Linked DNA regions of Homo sapiens: region 2 is linked to region 1. The links are chromatin loops, found by intact Hi-C in ENCODE. Cell type or tissue: heart right ventricle. All regions are shown on one strand. Each heading gives the region's core, and the rest is flanking DNA. Links, peaks and the distances in the headings are about the cores only.

What was found. Hi-C counts contacts between places; a loop is a spot of excess contacts. Peaks named below come from ENCODE experiments on the same cell type or tissue, not always from the same donor. Only the 100,000 strongest peaks of a DNase experiment are listed, where the experiment ranks them.
Region 2: it touches region 1 in a loop (2.0-fold over the local background); 6 of 110 quality-filtered maps call a loop at or near these places.

What each region holds. Positions count from the first base shown.
Region 1 is chr20:23,136,383-23,148,382 of GRCh38, reverse strand. It overlaps LINC03125 (long intergenic non-protein coding RNA 3125), which reads right to left and starts at 280. Exons shown (of 6, transcript NR_199692.1): 1 at 1-280. RefSeq lists enhancers at 1-831, 4,977-5,271, 10,751-11,950. In heart right ventricle, for the core only: no CTCF peak of the experiment used is centred there; a DNase peak (open chromatin) is centred at 5,092; H3K27ac peaks cover 3,107 bases.
Region 2 is chr20:23,189,114-23,201,113 of GRCh38, reverse strand. LINC03125 (long intergenic non-protein coding RNA 3125) reads right to left here. Exons shown (of 6, transcript NR_199692.1): 6 at 10,807-11,331. Among named protein-coding and RNA genes, the nearest start is that of LINC03125, 47 kb to the right of the region's middle. In heart right ventricle, for the core only: no CTCF peak of the experiment used is centred there; no DNase peak of the experiment used is centred there.

The DNA.
Region 1 (12,000 bases), core at 1,420-9,419:
CGACAGGAATAGAAATCCACAGAAGCTCCCCGTTCTTGCCTGCTCCGAAGACTGAAGTCCAGCAGTCTCTCATGCTGTGGGCCCAGACACTGCTCTCTGTCTTGACTGCCAAACCCTGGCTGGCCAAGTGACGATTCACCATCCTTACAACATACTCCAGTCACTGAAGATTCCCCACGGAACCACCACCTTCCTGCTCAGGCCTCTTCATCTATCCAACAGGAGGAGGGGAAAGAGACCATTGACCCAGGACTGCCCTGGCGTGCATGAAGCCCTGAGTGAGGGCTGTGGCAACTTCCCGGCCTGCACACACTGCTGCTGCTTTCTTGGTGCCTATGAGTCATGCCTTGTCACCCGTGTGACATTAATCACTCAGTGGGACTCAGAAATCCAGCAGATGAATTCTGAAACTGAGTTGGGGAGGAGGCCAAATGTCTCATCGTGAGATGAGTCCCAGGGTACAGTCTCGGACAGATGAATATTCTAGATTACAAGGCTTAGCACTTTAACCAGAGAATAAATACAGACTGTGGTTGTTTCCATGTATTTAAAAAAAGTAAATTATGACACAAGTGATGCACATTTGTTCGGGGAAAGTTACAGTACAGATGGGCAAAACCAAAGAAAAAAGTGCATCAGTTCCCCTAAACTCCACCACCCAGAAACAATTGCTATTAACAGGAGGACGTGGTTTACTTCCAATGCTTTTCTGGGCACATATGTAAGTGTGTGTGTGTGGCAGTGCAACCGTGGAATCGCATTGTAAGACTTGACCCTAACACAGCTTTCCATTTAAAGTATATTGTGAATACGTTTCTACGTCAATACATTTAAATGATCAATTTTAAAGCTATCTAGCCCTCTACTGGCATCAATGCAAATTTTCCTCAGATTGTATCACGTTTAAAAAGTTTTTCTAAGATACACCACACACTCTCCTGCCTTCCCTTCCTGTTTTCTAATCCAAGTACAGAAACATGACATTGCTTGTTTCTAGGTGCCTTGGGGTCGCTGTTATTCAGTGAACCCCTCAGGATGTAAAGTTTCAATAAAGAAGCAGTTTGGTAGAGACAAAAGAGCTCCAGATTAGAAATCAGGATAGCTCTGGGCCCCTGTGCACTCAGGCTCCACATGGTTATGCACAGAACCTTCAGAACCTTCAGATTCATCACTAGCAGGATGGGTCCAGGGCGTGGGTCTTTGCTATGAGATCACCTTAGGTACCTCTGGAGGAGCTGGTCACACCAGTGATAACCCTTTGGAGAGGAGAAAGTCAATGGAGGAGGAGAAGACATGCCTCAGAATCACACCCCAGTTGTTGCTTGAAGTGTGGTCAAGGAGCTGCTTATCTCCACCCACACCTCCTCCTGGACACACAAAGGATATACATTCCTGGGCCCAGTTCAGCTCTTCCAAATTGGAACCTTTGTGGGTGAAGCACAAATAACATGCTTTTAAACAAGTACCCCTGAAGTTTGTCACAGAAAGTTGAGCTCATTGCTCCACTCCTAAAATGTCATTTCTCTTAAACATCTGAAACGGTTCTGCTCGGAGAGGCCACCTGTTGACCACTTGCTTGGCTGCTTGGCCTCGTAGGGCAGGGGGCAAGCAGGAGACAGAGGAAAGATCAGGATCGACATTTTTCTTCAGTGTTCCATAGGAAAACCATTCTTTTATGTTTCTCTTTGGCATTTGCAAATACACACCAAAGATTTGCCTCCTGTGAGTTGTTTTTTTTTTTTTTTTTTTGGCGGGGGGTGGGGGGTGGGTAGAATGTCCTTGCCCAGCCCCTTCCTCACTGATTCTTAACCCTTCCCTCTCCCCGGATCCATAGTGCGCTCAGATCCTGACCCTCTGAGACTGCCCAGCCCCGAGACCCGCCACGTCCCCGCAGAACAGTCCATGCAGCGAAAAGATGAGAAACGTGACTGTGAAGCATGGTGCCCTTGATTCGACTGCTTCATTCATTTCAGCAGATGTCACCAGGGCCCTGTAGGGAAGATTGTGCAGATCTGTGTGGTCTAAACAGACAACTTCATGTAGATTGCACTGGATTTATCTTGGCTCTGCCCAGAGGTGATTTGGCTCTGATAGGGAGCCTTCTCATGGAGTGGTTTTGGCCTCTGAGAAGTGGCAGAATTGCTGAGTTCAGCCTGATTGTCCAGGAAGAGCCACATCTTATAGATTCTAATATTTCCTCAAGATCTTGGAATAGCACTGCTATTCACCAACTGATGCTTACTTATTAATTAAACATCTGTTAAACTCTCGATAGGTGCCAGACAGTGTAGTAGGTGGCCATATATTAGAATGAATAAACAGCTGAATCATTGCAGATGAACTTTGTTGCACTTCAGATAATCAAAAACATAATTCAAACTTGTTTAGGAAAATATAATAAATTTCATATGTCGTTTAAATACATAATTAAATAGATAAGATAATAGCTATTCATTACTCACCAAAGATCTGTTTTTTATAAGCACATTTCTCATTTAAATCAAACCCCCCCATCTCTGTGAGAGCTGTTTTGATGAAAAACTTTCACAAACAAGTGGCACATTTCTCACATCTGCTTTCTTAAGCAAAGTGTTCTTGTCTGGAGTTTGATTTGATTTTCTCTGTTGTGCATTGTGCCGTGTTGGGCAAATGAACCATACAATTGCACACCCCACCAGGGTGCTCCCAGTGACCCTGCCTGGCCAGGCTTCAGGGCACTGTTTCAGCCCTTTCTCTGATTCACTGTTTCCATCAGTGCCCGTCTGGGAGCGGTTGCCATCCTGCGTGACACATACAGCACACGTGCTCTCTCTGTGAGTTCTCGCCTTCCATGCCAAGTCTGCAGACTGACTCCATCTCAACTCTGACCCTCATACCTCACGCCGTCACCCTGGATTGTCCTGCTGCAAAGCCTCCCTACTTGCATCCAGCATCCTCCTCCTGCAGTCCTTCCCCGCAGGCAGGCAGCAAGCTCTTTCTTTGAAAACCACCAGTCAGATGATTTCATGTTCCTGATTCAGACCCAGCAGCCTTGCTCCACAACACTGATAGAAGTCCTGACCTCCCTTTCCTGGCCTCTTACTGCCCGCTGTGGCTGCTCTAATTCCCTCTGCCATGGCTCACAAGACTGCAGCCGTGTCATTCTCCTTCTCTTTATTTGGACAAACCAAGCTTTTGCACAGGCTGCTTTCCCCACCAGGCTGGCTTCTTCTTGCCGTGTGGCTCTTTGTGGAAATGGGCCTTCCTGGGCCTTACCTCAGCCCGCCCGGTCATGCTCTGTCATTCATTCTCCCTGTTTTCATTCTCCACGTAACACTGACTTGGTCCTCTGGCCCATCAGTGCCCGCAGCCTGCCATCTGGCATCCTTGGCTCACTGAGTATGGAGAGCTTGTTGACTTGAGCAGCCCTGCAAGCTGGGGAGAATTGGGTTATCTAAGGGATGTAATTCTGTCCTAAAGGTTTAACTCTTTTCCACCAGCCAGCAGGGTTTCCCCAGCAGCCCACCGAGAGAGCTGCCTACACTTGTCCAGGAGTCTGGGCCTCCTGCCTCCTGCTAACCTGTATAGCTCCTGCTGAGAGAACATCTGGGAGCTGTGAGAGCTGCATCTTTCATGGAGTGCCAGGGAAGAGGGTGACATGGCAGAGGTTCCCAGGCAAGGCCAGGCTCTCCTTGGAGCCACAGCCATGCTAGAGTGGGTGCCAGACCTCCAAGCCCCGAGAGAGTGTATTTTCCGAAACCCTCCACACATCCCTCAGAGCATCTCAATGGATATCTGTTCTGTGGAGCCAGCTGTGGTCAGCACTGTTTTGAGGAAAGAGAACTGACATGGTGGCTGGGTCACTGTGCTTCCCAGCACATCTCCGGGTAGGTGGAGGCAGATAAGTGACCCACGCTACGTCGTCTAGAGCTGGTGTTGGCCGACTCGGGGAACCCAGGCAGGTGACTCTCACTGGAAAAGACATAGCTCACCTCACTTCTTGCCTGCAGCCCTGCAGAGACAGTCTGTTCTCAGAGCAAGCTCACTGGACCTTGGAGGACCTGAAATCTGACTGATGGTAGGGACAACAGTTCTGTTGAATTAGCCTTGAGAGGGAGAGCAACCTGTCCAGGTGCTGAAATTTGATGAAGGGCTGAGTTGTGTGGTAAGTTCCTGCAAAACCTGCTCTGGGACAGGCAGGACTTCCACAGGGTGAGGAGGCTGGAAATACAATGGACCTCATGTGAACAAGAAGGAGAGATGACTTTGTCAACATCTGACATGAACCTGACAAATCAAATCTCTCTCCATTCTTCAGCCAGCCCTGCAGCTAGGGCCAGCTTCTCACCTGGGAAGGAGGGCAAGTGTGTGTGGTTCAGACTGGAGCAGCAGCAGACTCTCCAGACTTAGAACAGCATCACAAATATACATGCATGCATACAGACACACACACACACACACACACACACACACACACAGGTGCACAATATATGCATACACACACAAATACACATACACAAATACCTGCACACATAAATACCTACACACACAAATAAACACATGCATACACACACATATTATATCTATCTAGACATTTGTATTCCTGCCTTCTTTCTTTCTTCCCTCCTCACCTCACTCTCCCCCTCTTTTTCTTCCTTCTTTCCTTGGAAATAGAAATTTCTCCAGCATCACTAGCTGCTAAGAAACCAAGAGCTTCTAGATTTTTGTTGCCTACCTGTCCTTTGGTTTGGATGGAATTATCCTATCCCCATAAATCATGTGCTTTCTATACAAATTTACAACTTTGTACAAAATCTAAACTTGGTTCTACAACTCATGAAATAAAAGATGTTAGGAGATTGTTTTGTTGTTGTTTTACCAGATAATAGAATCCCAAAGACAAGTGAAACTTTCAGTGATTCAAAATAGTTTTATTGCAAACTTATTATTTTAAGGATTCCCACAAAATGTGATGAATTTCTAGAATTCTCTCCCTTCTGAATGTCTCTTTTCTCTGGCTTCCTGTGTCCTTCATAAAAAATAACTACACAATCCCTAACACTAGCTGACAGACCCGTGTCACCACTCGCTGGATTTGAAGGTCAGCGCAGTCTCCTTTAACACGGCAGGAAGTGGCTTGCTTTCCATGGGGCTGAGTCATCTGAGGTTTCCCTAGTGCTCAGCACAGAGATGACTGCTTTTCCTGCTTTGGGATTATGAAAATCATACTTATGAAAACAGGAGTGTTAGCATTTTGGAAAAGAGCTTCCCTTTTAAACGATACATGTGTAGATATAAAATTCAAACAATGTAGAAAAATACAGGCAAGAAAGAATATTAGACAGCCCATCACCCAGAAAGGCCTGATATTTAACAGGCGACCGAAATGTGGGGCTCATAACCCATGCATTCAAGACTCTAAAGACCCTGATTACCTTCTTACCTTCATGGTGGTCACATTTTATTGGCTCAATTTGCTACCAGAAATCATCAAAAATCACCACTGCACAGAATGCTTAGCTCACGTGGACTTCGCCACCTACTGAAGTGTAAGCTATAGTACAGGAAATATTATGTTATGAGAAGAGAAGAGAATGCCCTGGCACCCTGTTGTCTAGCAAATGTATCTAGGTCCCCCTCTGCACTGAGTTGGGCTGGTGGCAGGAGTGGGCATTCACGGCACCACTAGGCCTCACTCCGTGCACCTGACCTGGATCGAGCCAGCATTTCCAGGAAAGCCGCCTGCTGTACATCCTTCAGCCTGGGGCTGGGGGCTTCCCTGGCCGGGTTGGACCATAGCCCATGCTGGACCAGAGCCTATCCAGGGGCACTGCTCTGGTATGTTTCCTGGACTGCTGTCGGCCGGCCTAAGACCTCTCCTCAAGGATCCATGCAGGCCTGGCCCACCCACTCTCTCTGTGACCAGATACTACACAGGCTGTGATTTGACAAACTTAGTTCCTTCTGCAACGTTTGCTACTTCCTCTAAGTTCTGTCAGAGGCCTTCTTTTGTGGTTGATTAGTCAAACCTACCCCATTACCCTCGACATGTTGGCCACACCTAGTGCTCAAAGGTGAGCTCCTGAGGCCTTCCCAAACCACCGTACCCAAAACATCAGCCTCTGCCCTTGAGCATCTGGCTTTTTGCATTTTTGTTCATAGCATTTACCTACTCGATAGTATACTTGTGTTTAATTTCATGTTGGCTGCCACCCCACTAGAAGGCAAGCCCTGTGCGGGGGAGGACTTGGTCCGGTTTGTTCATCCCTATATCTCCAGCACATCAAAGTGGCCCTTTGATAAATGCACGTTGAATGAATGCACGCATGAATGAATACACTGCTCCAGACAGGGTTCTCCCACTTTGTTTCCAGCTCTTGGGAGCTGCGTGCAGAATCCATTGGCTTTGATGAAAGGAGAATCCAAGCCTTGGCAGATGTCCGAGCTGACCAAGGCCGTGCAAATGCTTTCATCATGTGTCCCGTCTCAAAGGGTTTTAACAGGAGGTACCGGGAAGTGGGAAAAACTGGAGTTGTGAGATGGTGGGCAGGAGGCTGGAGGAATGGCCCCATCCCAACACTGCCTAATCTCTGCTTGCTCAGCCCTCCACCTCCCCTCAGATCACACTCTTCAGTGTCCCCCTGAAAGCAGAGTCACTATCTCTATGTCAGGGTCCCCTGCCTGCACCTGCTGCTGCTCTTTGGAGCTTTGACGTTTTGTCACTTATCTAGGTGTCTGTTCTCAAAACACTGTGAGGCCCAAGAGGCCAGAGGCACCTGTCATTTGTTTTTCTAAGCCTAATGCCCAGGACACAGATGCCCAGGAGACAGATGCTGGGCATTAGGCTTACAAAGTGAACAGCTACAGATACACGCTGTCCCCAGAGATGATGGCACTGATGCCCAGGAGGCTGGACAAAGGACAGAGAGGGTCTCTTGAGGACCTCTACTCCTGGTGAGGACTTCGCAGCCTGTGCCTTACTTATGGAAGCACAGCCCTCGCAAAGAGCTGGGCTTTGGTTTACTGTAGTGTTCCTGGATTCCTCCCTTCAGAGACTCTGAGGGCCATGGGGACAGCTCCAAGACCAAGCTGCGGTCAAAGCCACCAGGACTGGGTGTCAAGTGGTCAGCAGAGGGACATACCCAGGACCGCTGGCTGCAGCCATGTCCACAATGCTTGACACTCAGCTTAGGCCGACTCAGAGTGGGGTGTGGCTGACAGCCCCCAAAGTCACTCTGGTGCGGGGAGGGAAGCTGGGGTAGCACTGCGTCCTGGAAAACCTGACCCTGAGGACCTCTCCCTTGCTTAGCTAAGAACATTAGGTCACTCTGTTTGCATCATAATGTCTCATGCTTCCCTGTTTAACAATTTTTTAAAATACATTTTTGAATGTTTTCCTTTCAAGTAATCTTGAAAGCCCTGGTTATAAGCTGAATACCTCGGACATGCCATACTTGTTCCTAGGGTCCAAAAGGAATCCATTCAAATTGATAAAATCAATTAATATTTAAAGAACAGATGTAAACACCAGAAGAATTTTTAAAAATAACATAACTAAGGTCAGGTGATGGAGGGAAATAGAAAAAGCACAGTGCTTCGAAAATTCTGTCTAAATCACGGGTACATTATCTCATCAAAGGATAGAGTTACAGGAGTAACAACAAAATGAGCTAGAAATGGAACTCACAATGTCCAAATAAGCAGGAGGAACACACACATCCAAAACAACACGCAGAATGTAAGCCAGACACAAAGAGAGAAAGCTTGTGCAAAACATGAAGACAAAACTGAGATTGAGGAGCTCCAGACTTTGTCCAGGATGGACATTTTAATATAGCATTTAAATATATATGGTATAACATAGCATTTAAGTATAATGCTATTTCACCTAAAGGTGAAATCATAAATTTACTGGAAGGAAATGTAGGAGAATTAGAAAAATAAATAATTTTGGGGTAAAGAAGAGAAGTATGAATAAGGGACAAGAAATAAAAACCAAAAAATTAATGCATTAACTGCATATAAAATAGAAATAATCTACATATTAATAAAACAAAACTTAAAAAAATTAAAACATGATACTGTGAAATATATTTGTATCATATATCAAATTCAAAGGGGTTAGTTTTTTTATTTCAAGTTATTATTATTAATCCATGATTAAAAAATCAACAACTCCACAGCAAATGGACAAGGGATAGAGACAGAAACAGAAAAATAACTGCCTCTTTATTTATTTATTTATTTATTTATTTATTTATTTTTATTATTATACTTTAAGTTTTAGGGTACATGTGCACATTGTGCAGGTTAGTTACATATGTATACATGTGCCATGCTGGTGCACTGCACCCACTAACTCGTCATCTAGCATTAGGTATATCTCCCAATGCTATCCCTCCCCCCTCCCCCCACACCACCACAGTCCCCAGAGTGTGATATTCCCCTTCCTGTGTCCATGTGATCTCATTGTTCAAATAACTGCCTCTTATACACAGGGAAAGATGAGAAAAACGCACTCAAAACTGCAGTGAGTTGCTCCTGCTTCACCCGGCAGGTTGGGACCCACCAGGGAGTGTGCCCACACCATGAAGTGAGGATGAGCAGTGTGAACCAGCACCACCTTCACAGAGGGTGATTGGCAGCATCACACAAAGTAAAGAATGCCAACACCACGTGCCTGACGCGTCCCCATGTAAGGACGTTTCCTGTACGTGTCCATACATGCATGTAGGCTCAGATGTTTATCATAGCAAACCCTTTATCCAATGACTGGGGCCAGAGCTGAATAAATCCTACACACACACAAAGCTAACCTCACTCCAAAGCGTTAACAGAACAAGGCAACCCTCTACTCTTGCTCAGAGAGAGAAACTAAGTGTAGAGCTGTGTATATAATATACTATGGTCTCTGTAAAAGCCACAGAGAAAACACCAGTCTGTGCCTCTTTGTGATTAGGTAAGAAACTAGCAATCATCTTTGTAGCTGAGAAGTGCTTTCTAAATTCTAAAATGCCACTTAATCAACCCCTTGTTAAAGGAATTTTTCAGCAGGTAGGGTCTAACATGATCATACACTCAATAGTTTTATTTTCTAGGTCACTTTCAATTTCAAATATCTTGTCTGATGTTAATGTTCATATATTCATCGTTGACTAAACATGTGTCTTAGTTTCTGTGTCTAAGGCCAACAGAAAGAGAATGGGTCCATAAGAGTCAAGGGCCGGAATTTCTTTTCTTGAGAAGCTGCCCTTGCTGGCTTATGCCAGAGCATGTTTTTTGGCCTCCCTCACAGGCCTCACAGTTCTTTGCCTTTCCTCTGCTTATCTTGACTTACATTTCCATATCGTTGCCCTGAAAAAGGGTAGGTAACTTTGACTTCATGCATCTGAAAATCCTTGATCAGACAGCTTTTGGAGAATGAACAATATTTCAGGAGTCAGGCCTTTTTCCCATGCCTTGTCATTCTAGCAGCCCGGCTTCCCTCCTTACCCAGGGGACAGCACAGTGCTTCTGTTTCAGCTGGGTGGTCCCAGAGAGCTTGAGAAGCCCTGCAAATGGATGGGCAAATTGGAGACCTGAGGTAAGCCAGGTGAGGCTGGTGTGTCTGCAACAGCCAGATGCCTTCAGTTGATTGCGGGGGCTGCATGCAATTTTTGTAATGTGAATTTTGCAAGCCTGTTCTGACATTTTCAACATTGATTTTGCAAACCTACCTCTCTGGATTTCTAAGGACTCTTTGGGAATTATTATTATTTGGTCAGATCATTAAAAATGCAAGGGGAGGGTGCTCTAACCAGTCCAACTCGGTGGCAGATGATTTTTTTGGCTACTCTGGAAAGAAATATTAATCTGAGAAACCAAACTCAACATCAGATGCAGGCAAGACAAAAGGGATAAGCAATGAAAAAGGACAGAAAGCCTTCCCCCTCCTCCAGCACCTGTCCTGCCAGGAGCTGTCCCTGGGGATAAAGGGCTTACCATGAATTTCCTCTGCCCTCTTATTAGACCATTGTACAGCCTCATGAAGCAAGTGTTACCCAAAGGACCACCAGGATGGCTGGGTAGTCGAAGAGAGGGCTTTAATGTCAACATCAGTTTGCAAACCAAACTGATGGAGAGAGTTTCCAGCGTGAATCAAAAGTGCTCTCTCTGAAGAACAAATAGAAGGTCAGAGGTTTTATAGAAAGAAGAAATGTTATGCATTGCTCTTTGAGAAATTTCACCAGCACTAGTAAGGTTCTGAGTAGCTGGCAAGCTCTGATTGGGAAGTGACAGCCATGGGCAAAGCTAGTCTGAGAGTTGCAGCAGGTCATTTCAGGAGTCTTAGATAAAACTGGTTTCAGGCTACTGCAGGCAGTTTCAGCTGCTAGGCCTACAGATAATTACATTTTTGGAGCAATGTATTGTGCTCTGGGTGCTATCCCCACTGGATTCTTGACTGTGTTTTAGTTGGGTGTGACAAGAATGGCCCAATCTGTATGATAAGTTTTCACAAAAGGAAAACTTTTCTTGCAAAAAACAAAGCGAAGATAGACTCAGCAGAGCCTTTCCTCAGCCTTCCTGTAGGACAAATTCTTTCCCCAGTGGGAAAGAATTTACAGGACCTGGGATCTGAATGCTTCTGCCTGGCCTTCTAGTCTCAACCTGGGCTTCAGCCCTCAAACCACCTTCCCCCTTAGGCTTCTTGCGTTCCTTCATTTATCCTGTCTTCACCCCCTGCCCCATTAGCCTCCTTCTCTCGGAGACCGTGGGTGGAGTCTTTCCCACTCCCAAAGTCTACCTGGGTGTTTCTTGGGCTCTTTGCCAGGCTGAGGCCCAGGTGCATCCCCAACACCTTCATGTTCCTTGGTTTTGCCCTGAGGGTTGCAGTGCTCCCACCCCCACCTGGGTACTGAGGCCACTGGAGGTTTTCATGTCAAGTGCCCATGAAGCTGGCTGTCCTGTCCTCAGGACAGGGCAATCTTCCTGCTTGAAACCCATTGTGATAAAATAAATGTCAGGCTCAGCGGGCAGGTGGGGTTTGCATGCTGCCTTGACCTTGGAGGGGCCACTTCACTGCCTCCTGGCTGTCTCTTCAGCAGAACAAATGGAGAAAATAATGGGACAAAGACCGAGCTGAGCAGAAGGGCAGCCACTCCCTTCACCGACCCGCGAGCCAGGCAGAGTAAGCGATGGTGCCTGTGGGTGAAGCCCTGGGTGCAGCTTCCCTGTTCCCACAGTCCCAGCCGTAGGCCCCTCTGCTGCCTCAGTGGACTGGTGATTACTGCTCTGAGCTATGGTGTTCAAGGTAATGTTTCTAAAGAGGGTTGGGGAGCCACGCCCCGAGAGTTCACGCCCTGGTGCAGCCCCTCCAGGGTGGAATCTGGGCCAGGCGCTGACTCACGCCTAACCAGCAGAATACCTACCAGTGAACGGTGTCGGTTTCCCGCCTGCCCGCGAGAGGCCACAGCTGCTGCTGCTTCTCACTGGATCACTCATTCCTGGGAACCCTGAGCCACCCTTCTGGAGAGGCCACAAGACAGGACATGTGGAGACAATAAGAGAGGCCCCTCCACCTGGTCTAACCTCCAGATGACCCCCGGCCCCTCCACCATCGAGCTAAAACTACAGGAAAGACCCCAAGAAAAACAGCGGGAGAAGTGTCCAGCTGAGCCCCCACCCTACCCAACCCAGAGAGGTGACAAAATGGGTGTTAAGTCACTGAGATTTAGGGCAGTCTGTTAAATAGCAAGAAACAACCCAAACAGAACCCAACGGCCTGGCTCCGTCCACCTCTGCGGCTTGCTGGTTGTGCGGCCTCTGGCTGGTTTCTTAACCCCTTGAAGTCACAGCTTTCCAGTCTGTACAACAGGCATAGTCCTGCTCAGACTGGAACTCTGCACATCAGAATCAATGCATAATGGCCCTTGCCGTCATTCATGTCCATAGAATTAAGAGACCCTGAACAGGAAGTTAGGAACATTTCTGCCCCTACAAATGGCTTTCCCTTAGATGAACCAGGTCTGGGAAGCTAGAAGT
Region 2 (12,000 bases), core at 2,725-10,724, 51 kb before region 1:
TGTTCCGATACCCAGCCTGCCATCTCTGGAGGAAGCCCGCCACTCCTCAGCCTCCCTGGGAGGCCAGATCTCAAACTGTGATTGCTACACCCTAATGATTTATAGTAAAGCAGCCTTTTCTCTTCTATCACCTTGCTGCAGACATCCATAGGGCTTAGACATGAATCACTGGGGGCTGTACTGGACCATCCCAGTGTTGATGTTGTGTTGAACTGGGAGCTCCTTTCCCCTCCAATGGCTGAGGTTTGGTCCCTGAGTATGTTCATGGGGACCAGATGCCCTGCCCTTGAGAACGGCCCCCATTGTGCACCTGGCTGCTCGGACTTACATCATCGTGGCTTCAGTGCACGGCAGAAGGGGCTTTTCACTGTGTACGTCGGTATCGGGTAGATTTCTATCATGGGGTGGCTGGCCTGGCCACCAAATTCCACAGCCTCAAGCGCAGCCACCACTGCGCACTTACTCCACCCTGTTGCCCTGCACGCGGCTGTGGACCAGTCCTCCCATCATCTTAGTACGTTGCACAGCACCATCCTCACCACACATTTGCTGAGCAGAAGTGTGAATGAAGGCAGAAGTGTGAATGAAGGCAGAAGTGTGAATGAAAGCAGAAGTGTGAATGAAGACGTCTAAATTGCATGCCTGGTAGTTTTTTTTACTGGGTCTAAAATTGAGGTTTATTTTACTTTCAATGTGTTTTTTATTTAAAAAAAGATTCTGCTCAATTTTTCTGTGAAACTAAAACTCCTCTAAAATAGTCTATAAAAATGTAGAGATTGTGTGTAGATGATGAATTAAAAACAAACAAACAAACCGGTGCTTTGCTGAGCTGCTCTGCAGTCTAAGCAGAGGTCATAACATGGCTACAGGTTTCACTCCAACAAATACAAACAAGCAAAAACATCAATTTGTTAGTCAATCAATAACCATTCAATCAGGGGTTCACCCAGAACCTTTGGGGTTGGGTCCTGGGACTGTACAAACCTCATGTGGTCACACAACTGTCTATATCAAAAGGAACATACATTTATTTTCAATTGATTTCTAACTTAATTGCAGAGTGATCAGAGAGCATAGGAAACCTGTTCTTTGGTGTTTGTGAAGCTCTGCTCTGGGGCCTCACAGGTAGTCCATTTGTATTAGACTTCTGGGCTGGCTTTGAGGAAGCAGACAAGGTATCCCAATGCTCTCAGGTTGTTGTTTGGAAACTCACACCTTTCTCTGGGACTCCTTGCCCACGGAGATCCTCAGCATCCTCCCCTCTCGTATTCCCTTTCCCCTTGCAAGCACAACCTTGGGAAGGACTCAGCTTGCAGGTCATGCATAGCTTCTTTGAAGTCATATGGTAGACAGAGTTATCCCCAGATCAAACTGCTGTGAAGAAAACCATTATCAAGACAAAATTTAAAATGCCCCGGTGGGGCTGTCGGTGTCCTGTGCCATGCTGGATTGAGAAGCAGCCTGCTTGGAATTGTCAGCCCAGTTGGGTGGCAGTGGTCTGGTAGGTAAGAACAGTTGTTGTAAATTCCTGGGGTTTGTGCTGCTTCTTACTCTTCACAAAGCATTCTGCATTCATCTGCTTCTTGGTTCCTCATGACAAGTCTGTGAAGTCTGCATTATCTTGCCTTAGGAATCAGGGATTTCCACCCCTGTGGCCTCTGTTCCATTCACCAGCATCCTTCTGTGACCCAGATGTAAAAGTATCACACAGAGGTGCAAGAGATCGGGGTTCTGATCACAGGCTGCATGTTAAACTTCCTGCCTGACCCTGGGTAAGTCTTTTACAGATTTTTCTTCTTCATCTGAAAATTGCAGCGGTTGGATCAAATCCATGATTTTTCAGATGAAATCTTCTTCACATATAAAATAAACGGCTTTGACTGAAGGAGGAATGGGCCTGGAGTCCTCTCTGTCTTCCCTCTGGCCTCCCTGTCTTCTGTAAAATCCTCTCAGCCACTGCTATAACCCCTAGGGCTCACTGGAAATGTTGACCTCATGATATGTAGGTGTTTGTTTACCTTAGCATTATGTGACATTTTATTTATCTGTAAAAGCAAAAAGATTGGATTCAGTTGTCTCCAAGGATGAGCTGTGATTTAACCCCAGGTTTGCAGGGATGAATGAATGATCTGCCACCTCTTGCTGATTAAAGGCTTTATCTTCTCCATCCAGTGGAAGCAGTTTCCTGCATGGGAACTAAGAGAGGTCACATATGGGTGGTGAGCTTTTTTGAACATTGGGGCTGCCTCCTCTGGTTCTTGGGGAGATTCTGCTTCCTGCAGCATCAACTTAGAGATAGCTTTGCTTTCATGCCACAGATCCTCTCCTCGGGTACCAAGCAGAGATAGAGTTCCCCATGAGGAGATCCCGTTACATGCTTGGCCACACATTTCTTTTGAAATGTCGCTGGGGAAGAAAAGCTCTCACCAAAATTACTTCCTTTCCTTAGGAAAGATTGTTTTTAATCATAATTTAAAGATTCATGGGCAGAACTCTGTTTCTGTGCAAGATGGAGTAACAGGGACTGGATTTATATTCCCACCTGAAAACAAAACAAAACAAAACAAAACCAAAAAGCTAGACCAAATACATAAAATGACAGTTTCAAGACAAGGAGCATCAGGCAATGGAGGACAGGGAGCCCTGAGAGACAGGGAAGAAATGAGGCAACTCATATGATTGCCCCAGTTACTGCTTTGAGAGTTTCCAGGCAAGAGTAAGGACAGTCTGTTTAACAAATGGCACTGGAAAGGTGGGTTTTTGTTTACCTTAGCATTATGTGACACTTTATTTCTCTGTAAAAGCAAAAAGAATACATACAAGGAAGGAGAAGCCAGCTGGAGCCTGGCAGACTCTGAGTTGAAGACACAGAGTGGAGAGTCCAGGGAGAACCCACTGACTAGAACTGATAGGATGAGTACCAAAGAGGAGACACGTGCATGGAGACAGTGGGCAAGAGAGCTCTGAAGATATGCCGAGGGTCCCCCTCAAATATTCAGCAAATTGTTAATGGGTTCTGTTGAAGGCTGGGGAAAGAAGCATCTGAAAGATTTAGATTGAGCAATGCCCCAAGCTTACTCAGAGCTGTGAATAGTGCCTGTTCTTACCAAGATGGAAAAATCCCATAAAGTTAATTGGTATATATTTTTTGGAGAAATGTCTGCTCAAGTCCTTTGCTAATGTTTTAATCCGGTTGTTTTCGTTTTCATTTTTTTCAGTTGTGAAATCTGTAGAAATTCTGGCTATTAATCTCTTATTGGATATATGGATTTGCAAATATTTTCTTCCATTTTGTGGATTGCTTTTACTCTGTTGACAGTGTCCTTTGGTGCACAACATTTTTAAATTTTGAAGTATTCCAATTTATCGATTTTTTCTTTTGTCGTTTGTGCTTTTACTGCTATATCCATAAATCATTGCCAAATCCAATGATGTGAAGGTTTCCTCTATGTTTTCTTCTAAGAGTTTTATAGTTTTAGTAATTACATTTAGGTCTTTAATCCATTTTGAGTTAATTTTTGTATATAGTTAAGGTAGGGGTTCAACTTCGTTCTTTTACATGTGAATATTGTGTTTTTCCAGTGCCATTTGTTAAAAAGACTGTCCTTACCCTTGTTGAATGGTTTTGGTACCCTCATTCAAAATTATTTGACCATATATGTGAGAATTTAAACCTGAACTCTGTATTCTATCCCATTATTCTGTATGTCTGTCTTTATGTAAGTACAATGTTTTGATTACTGTAGTTTGTTTTTTCAACTTTTATTTTAGATTCAGGGGTACATGTACAGATTTTTTACCTGGTTCTATTGTGTGATGCTGAGGTTTGGGGTATGGTAAATGATCCCATCACCCAGGTACTGAGAATAGCACTCATAAGTTACTTTCTTAACCCGTACCCACCTCTCCCCTTTCTCTAGTAGTCCCCAGTGTCTATTGTTGCTGTCTTTATATCCATGAGGTCCTGATATTTACATCCCACTTATAAATGAAAACATGCAGTATTTGGTTTTCAGTGTCTGTGTTAATTTACTTAGGATAATGGCCTCCAGCTGCATCCATATTGCTGCAAAGGACATGATTTCATTCTTTTTACTGGCTGTGTAGTATTCTATGATGTATATGTACCATATTTTCTTTATCCAATCCACTGTTGATTGGAACCTAGGTTGATTCTATATCTTTGCTCTTGTGCATAGTGCTCCAATGAACAAGTGTGTGTGTGTGTGTGTGTGTGTGTGCGTGTGTCTCTTATTGGTGGAACAATTAGCTTTCTTTTGGGTATATACCCAGTAATGGGATTGCTGGGTCCAATGGCAGTTCTATTTTAAGTTCTTTGAGAAATCTCTAGACTGCTTTCCACAGTGGCTGAACTAATTGACATCCCCACCAACAGTGTATAGGTGCTCCCTTTTCTCTGTAGCCTCACCAGCATCTGATATTTTTTTTGACTTTTTTTTTTTTAGAAAGAGTTTTGCTCTGTTGCCCAGGCTGGCATGCAGTGGCACAATCTCAGCTTACTGCAGCCTCTGCCTCCCAGGTTCAAATGATTCTCGTGCCTCAGCCTCTCTGGTGGCTGAGAGATTACAGATGCCTGCCACCAGCCCTGGCTAATTTTTGTATTTTTAGTAGAGACAGGGTTTCACCATGTTGGCCAGGCTGCTCTTTAACTCCTGGCCTCAGGTGATCCACCCATCTTGGCATCTCAAAGTGTTGGGATTATAGGCGTGAGCCACCTTGCCCAGTGTTTTTTGACTTTTTAACAAAAGTCATTCTGACTGGTGTGAGATAGTATCTCATTATGGTTTGATTTCCATTTCTCTGATTATTAGTGACAATGACCATCTTTTTCATATGTTTATTGGCTGCTTATATGTCTTTGTTTAAAATTTGCCTGTTCATGTTTTTTGCCCACCTCTTAATGGGGTCTTTTTTTGCTTGTTCAATTGCTTAAATTCTTTATAGATTCTAGATACTAGACCTTTGTCAGATGCATAGTTTGTGAATATATCCTCCCACTGTGGAGGCTGTCTGTTGACAGTTTCTTTTGCTATGCAGAAGTTCTTTAGTTTAATTAGGTCCCACTTGTCATTTTTTGTTTTTGTTGCAATTGCTTTTGAGGACTTAGTCACAAATTCTTTCCCAAGGCCGATGTCCAAAATGGTGTTTCCTAGGTTTTCTTCTAGGATTCTTCTAGTTTGAGGTCTTACATGTACATCTTCTCTCCATCTTGAGTTGGTGACTGTATATGGTGAAAGGTAGAGGTCCTGATTACTGCAGTTTTGTAGTAAGTTTTGAAATCAAGAAGTGAAAGACTTTCAGTTTTGTTCCTCTTTTTAAAGATTGCTCTGGTTATTTGAGGTCCTTTGAGATTCATATAATTTTAGAATAGATTTTTGTACTTGTGCACAAAAAGTCACTAGGATCTTTACAGGGATTTTATTGAATTGGTAGATCATTTTGGGTAGTACTGACTTCTTAGCAATATTAAGTTTTCCAATTCATGAACACAGAACTTTTCTTTCATTTACTTATACTTTAAATATCTTTCAGCAATTTTTTTTTAGCTTTCAGTGTACAAATCTTTTACCTCCTTATGTTTGCTTCTAAGTATTTTATTCTTAGAATAAAATATTTATTCTGATGCTATTGTCAATGGGATTGTTTTCTTAATTTCCTTTTCAGATTATTCATTGTTAATGTATAGAAATGGAACTAATTTTTGCATGTTAATTTTGAATCCTGCAACTTTCTGAATTTTCTATCCTGCTGAATTCATTTTTTTATTTTTAACTTAAAAACATTTATAGCTGTTAACACATTAAAACAGAAGATCTGACATCAACAACCTAACTTTATTTGAAGGAACTGGAAACACTTCAAGGTACTAAAGTGTGAGTGTGTGTGTGTGTGTGTTTGTGTGTATGTATGTGATCTAAAGGATTTTCTACATAAAAGATCATGTCATCTGTGAGCAGAGATAATTTTACTTCTATTTTGCCATTTGGATGTCTTTTTATTTATTTTTCTTGATTCATTGCTCTGGCTCAGTCTTCCCATACAATGTTGAGAAAAAGTGGTGAAAATGGGCATCCTTTTCTTCTACCTGATCTTACAGGAAAATATTTCAGTCTTTCACCATTGAATATGATGTTAACTGTGGGTTTTTTATATATAACCTTTATTATGTTGAGCTAGTTTTCTATAACATGACTATAACAACAATCCCCACAATACCAATATAATAAGTATTATATTGCATATCATTTTTCCAATGTGCTTGCATAGGTCTCACAGGTATGGGAATCGAATATTTTTTAGGAGCTGCCTCTGCCTCTTTAAAAGACATTTCCCTGGTATTTTGAAAGTTCCTGGGTTCTGTCTATCCTCTAAATTGTGTGGGTCTAGAATACAATCTTGTCTTCAATGATGTTATTTGGAGCCTTAAATGAGATGAATTATGTAAAGTGCTTAAAAGAAAGCTGGATACAGCCTAAGCCTTTTATCCACTTAGATTTGAGTGTGTCTTTATTATTATTATCTCATTGATGGCAGTCTCCACAAACTCCACAGCCATGGCCCAGTGCTGGTGGGGCTCTCCCAGCTTCATGGAAGGCACCTCTCTCAGGTTCCAGCCTCCTCTTAGTGAAGATCCCAGTCATGCTTGATTGCATGGTCTGGAGGTCATGGACCTGGGCTTGCCTCCAAAGCCAGGCCCCAGGAAAAAGAGCCACAGGAATTGACCAGAAAACAGGAAAAACAAACCAAATCAAAGCATAAGACAACAGTACCTTCGGTCTGGCCTGAATGTTTACCCCCAATAGTCTTCTGGGTAAGAATGACTTTTGGAGAAAGCCACTTCTCCATTTTCTCCTAAGAGGACGTTAACATCTTCATTTTGGGAATGGGGGTGGAGACAGTTTCAAAGTCTTGGGTAATGAACTTGTAAATACACGTCTACATCTGATGACATCACCTGATGTGGCCCAGGAGATAAGTAGCTTAAGGGTTATGCAGGAAGGGGTTTGAAGGGATTCTACTGGCTCCTGCCAGAAGCTAGTGAATGACAAGTGTTCCTGGTGTAACGTTCACATTCTTCAGTGTTTATCACCCAGAAGCAGGGGTCCAGCAGCTGGTGCCAGTTGGCAATGAGATGTGCTGATTGTGTGGGCTACTCTGCCAACAGCCCAGGGAGGGACAAGATTTTAGTTTATCCCATAAGCGTTGCTTAATGTCTGAACATAAATGACACCAAATTAACACCACTGAGTACACCCAGCCCAGATCTTTGATGAGTGGAGGTTGGGAGTGGTAAGAGTTGCGTGAACAAATTGAAACTGAGTTTAGGAGCTAATTATCGCTGCATGAAGTCAGAGGTGTGTGAGCTGCCTACATATGCACGACGACTTCTCTGGACCGTCTTGGGATCTAGAGCCCTTCACACTCAGTCTACTGAGTGAGCTCAACAATCATAGAAATGCTTTTACAGTTCAGCCTGACCCCAGGCAGGGCTATGCCAAAGCCTATTTTGAAAACTTTTTTCCCCACCACAAATAACAAACAAACAAATCCCCCCAAACCCCAAGTTCCATGTTCCATCAATGATCAATGATCAGTTTTAACAAAGAAGAGAAAGGGGCCATCTCCACCTTGGCTTTGTTCTTTATCCATAAAATGATTTGATTTTTTTTTCTTTTTTTGCCAAGTCTTGCTTGAGCTCTTGTGAATTAAGTGTTCAGTGTTTTCACCATGCCAGAGCCTCTATACTCAAGAAAATGGGTCTTGATTCACAAGATGATAAACCAGTGGTGTTTTGTAAACCTGCATGCTTGAAGAGAACTACTAAATACTGATAGCATTAATTATGAATAACTGACAAAACTGTTGGTTCCTATCATTCAAGGTTTGTTTCCCCATCAATTAAAAAATTATAGATTTTTTCTTCTTATTCTAGAGAAGTAGATTTTTACAGTCAAGAATTTGAAAATACAGAAGAGTACTGAGACGTGAATAAAAATCTCCTATAACCCACCACAGAGCATGTTGATGTTAATAGCATTGTTTATATACAGACTTACACAATTAAACGGAATCATACAGAAAATGTCATAGAGCCTTAAAAGATCTTTATCATACAGTATTTTCTCGTGGCACACAATACTTTTTTCAAATGCAGGTTTTATGCATTCTACTGCATATGGCATCAAAGTTTATTTATTCCATCCCCTACCATAGTCCATGGTAGTTGTTTCCAAATTTTCATGATTCTATGTTAAACAGTGATAAACACTTTTGGATATTCATATTTGCAATTAACTCATTATCTTCTTAGGATAAATTCCTAGAATTGGAGTGGCTGGGAGGCAGTGTGTGCACATGTTAAAGGTTGGCAAGCCTTGTTGATGTTTGCCCTCCAGAAAGATTGCAGGAGTTCATTTTCCCACAGCAGTGCTGAGCGCCTGTTGCCCTGCCCAGCAGCACTGGGCATGTCTATTCTCATTGGCTTTAAAGATCAGAAACAGAAACAGTAATGTTTTGTGTTTCTTTATGAGATAATCAGTCAGATGCCACCACCAAGGAGACGTGAGAAAGACAAAGTTGACTACACGCACAGTTCCAGAGAGGAGGCCACCACATACAACTCAGGGCCACATTGGAAGCACCAAGCTTTGGTCAGATGGCAGAAGACAGGAGCTAGGGACAGCTTGGACCTCAGTCCTTATTTTGGTTTCGATGGAAAAGGCAAAACAGGGCAGTGTGAACAATTTAGAATTGGCCAATTGGAATAATTTTAGGGGGCTTTTGGTGGTCTCTAGTTGCCTGGTAGCTGGCCCTGGGCTTGTCAAGGTAGAGGAATATTGCCTTTTGAGATGTACAGGCCAGATAGAAGGGAATGGCTCTGGATGGGTTAGTTGGTGCATCAAAGGCATGCTCCCAGCTGAGTCTTCTGCTGTCTCTAAGAACTGGCTAACCCCAGAAGCCATCCTCAGCTAAAAAGTTTTTTTTTTTTTATATCAAATATCATACTCAACAGAAAATAAAAAATATATGCAAAACAGATAAGTAAACAAGTGAGACCTTTTTTTTATATCTGAACTGCAAATTTAAGAGCCTGCCTGGACAGGGGGCAAATCTCCATTCTCTGATGATTTCACATGCAGGGTTGACTATTCTTGAAACCATAAGGCTGAATTTTGTACCCTTTGAGTAGTTTTAGCTGTCAGTCAACATCCTCTGAGTAGATGATAAAAAAGGAAAGCACTTTTCCCCTGAAATTCATTGCAGGTCCTAGGTCTGGAACTGAAATCTCCCTGATGGTCACTGGTTATATTGTTTCTCTGGTTTGGGATACTTTGAAGAGGGCACCTGGAGAAGGGGACCAGGACAGGGCAGGTATGTAAGGGCTGGTGGTGGTCACTGAGGTATGTTTTAACTCTTGTTCTTCTTTCTCCATGCTTGGCTCTTTATATTTGCACATCAACAATCATAGACATGCTTTTTATCAAAAATGAGAGCATATTTGCTTGTGTTCTTGCTGAGGCTATAGGAGCAACAAGAGTTATTGGTCACACTTGGTTGGAGTTTAGATAACCTGAATCCCTACCCGGAACAGAAGTGCCTGCAGGCTGAAGAACTTCCTGAGGTGTCCATAGTGGGTCCCTTTTTGTCAATGGTGGGTAAAGCTTATACACAGTGGCACCAAATATTCTAAAGCCAGAGGTAAAAATCAGCCTCATCTCTTGGCTTCTAATAGCTCTCTCATTTTAATAACATTCACAGAGTCCCTACCATGTAGGAGTTTTATTCTGGAGAAGTGACAAAGTTTGTGGTTGAGATTTATAAACAAAGAGCCATATCTAACAGCTCCATCTATCCACCCACCCATCCACTGATCCATCCATCCATCCATCCATTCATCCATCTATTTATTAATTTATTCATCTGTTTATTGGATTTTTGCTATTGGTCAGCTAAGAAACAAACTCATCTTGTGTCAATTAAGATAAGTATAGTTGTGCTATGTAATTCACACTTAGTGAATTTAAACAACAGTTGATTTCATCTACATGTTACATGTTCAATACAGCTTACCTGGGGGGCTCTACTCCATGTCATTCTTACTCTGAGATTCAAGGTGATGGAAGGACTGCTACCTGGACATTGTAGGTCACTGTTGCAGAGGGAAGGAGAGCTCTGGAGGCAATTAAACTCTTTGGCCTGCAAGAGCAGATGCCATTTCCATCATGACCATTGTCCAGAGCCAGCACATGGCCCCATCTTCCTAGGGGACCAGGGTGGCCAATCCCTCCTTGAGCCTGGAGGTCAGGAATGGCAAGTATTTGCTGAACAGCGTCACTGACCACAGGTCTCCTCTCTGGTCTCAAGACAGATGGTTTCTAGTCACCTCGTGTTAAGATAGTTATTCACTTTGGTCAAGACAAGAGCTGCTCTTTGGTCTGGAGCTGCTGTTAGCGTGGGGAATTGGGCATGGTTTTTTAGAATGTGAATATAGATCTCAGGCCACAGTTTGGTAAACTTCACTGTTTGGAAAAAGTTTCCCTCTTACAGCTTAAATTTTTCTTTGCTACATATTTCAGATGAGGGAGATATAAAAGGGAAAAACAAGACATGCGCACATGTAATCCCAAAGCAAATACACCCAGAACCTCCCTCTCTTCTCTGTCCTGGTTTCATTTTTTATCTTCCTCCTTCCTTCTCAGTCCATGAGGCACTTGTTTCATTTTGGTCATTTTAATACTTGACTATTTCCTACATTAAAAAGAAAATGAGACTACCAATGGCAGAGACATTTTAAAACTACTTTTATTTTGAGTAAGTTTTTTGGCTCCTTGTCTTTTGAAAGCCTTGGCTTTGTTCTCGGTGCCTGCTGCTTTATTTCTTCAGACCTGGCCAAAGGAAATTCCCCTGCGCCACAAGGTATCTGCAAAATCTGCTGTCTTACGTGCTTGCAAAGGGCAGAGGGAGATCCACGGCCCACTTGCCATGTGGCCTCACATCGAGGGACGCCGTGTGATATGGCTTGGAGACATGCACTTGACGGCAGTGACAACAGCTCTCAGCCATGTCTGGCAGCCACTTACTTTCCCCAAGCACATCATATCATCACCTGGGAACAGCAGCTCGCCTCCTTGGGAACACAGGTTTGAGGTCTCATGGCTTCCCAGGGATAGGGGAAAAATGCAGCAGAAGGATTTGGGGCCAAAACCCATTTCTTCTCCCCAGAAGGACCACCTGGAGGTCTCTCATGGTCTTCGGCTCATCTTTGCAGCAGCACTAACCAGCGTGGGCATACTCTGCTAGGACTTCTGCCTAAGGGAGAGAAGGGGTCTCTTACCTTGGTCACGCCCTTGCCTTGAGCACACGGGCGCCAAGCTTCAGAAGGGAGACAAACCCCACACGGCTATAATTAGGGGCTTTCTTAAGTCCCTGTCACGCATGATCAAGTGTGCCAGGATTCGGGATCATACTTCCTCCCAGGACTTCCAAGCTCTTGCGTGTGATCTTCTCTAAGTCTGGGGGCTGAGGAAAAGCCAGCCCTCCCCTCCCACCAGCACCCACCCAGTGCATCTCCACCCATAGCTCTCTCTCCCAGCCAGGTCTGGACCAGAGATGCCTCAAGACAGGCGACATTGGTGACATCAACGGGACCCCAGAGGGTCTTCATCTCACTCTCAGAAGCAGGCAGCATTCTGAAAATCACCCTCACGGGCCTGCCTCTGCTCCACAGGACACCCGATGGCCCGAGGAGCTCAGATTCACCTCTCCCACCAGGGTTCTCTGTTCCTTTAAAATCCCACCTTTCCTGTCCTTCTGATTCAGAGGAAGGAGTTCTCAGGACTGTGTCTCCTCCTCCACGGCCCTGGGATCTTTGCCTATAGAGCTCCTTCTCCTCCATCTGTGAGCAAACCTCCTCCCATAGGCAGAAACCACATCCACACACACAAACCCACACAACACACCAACATCACACAGACACCA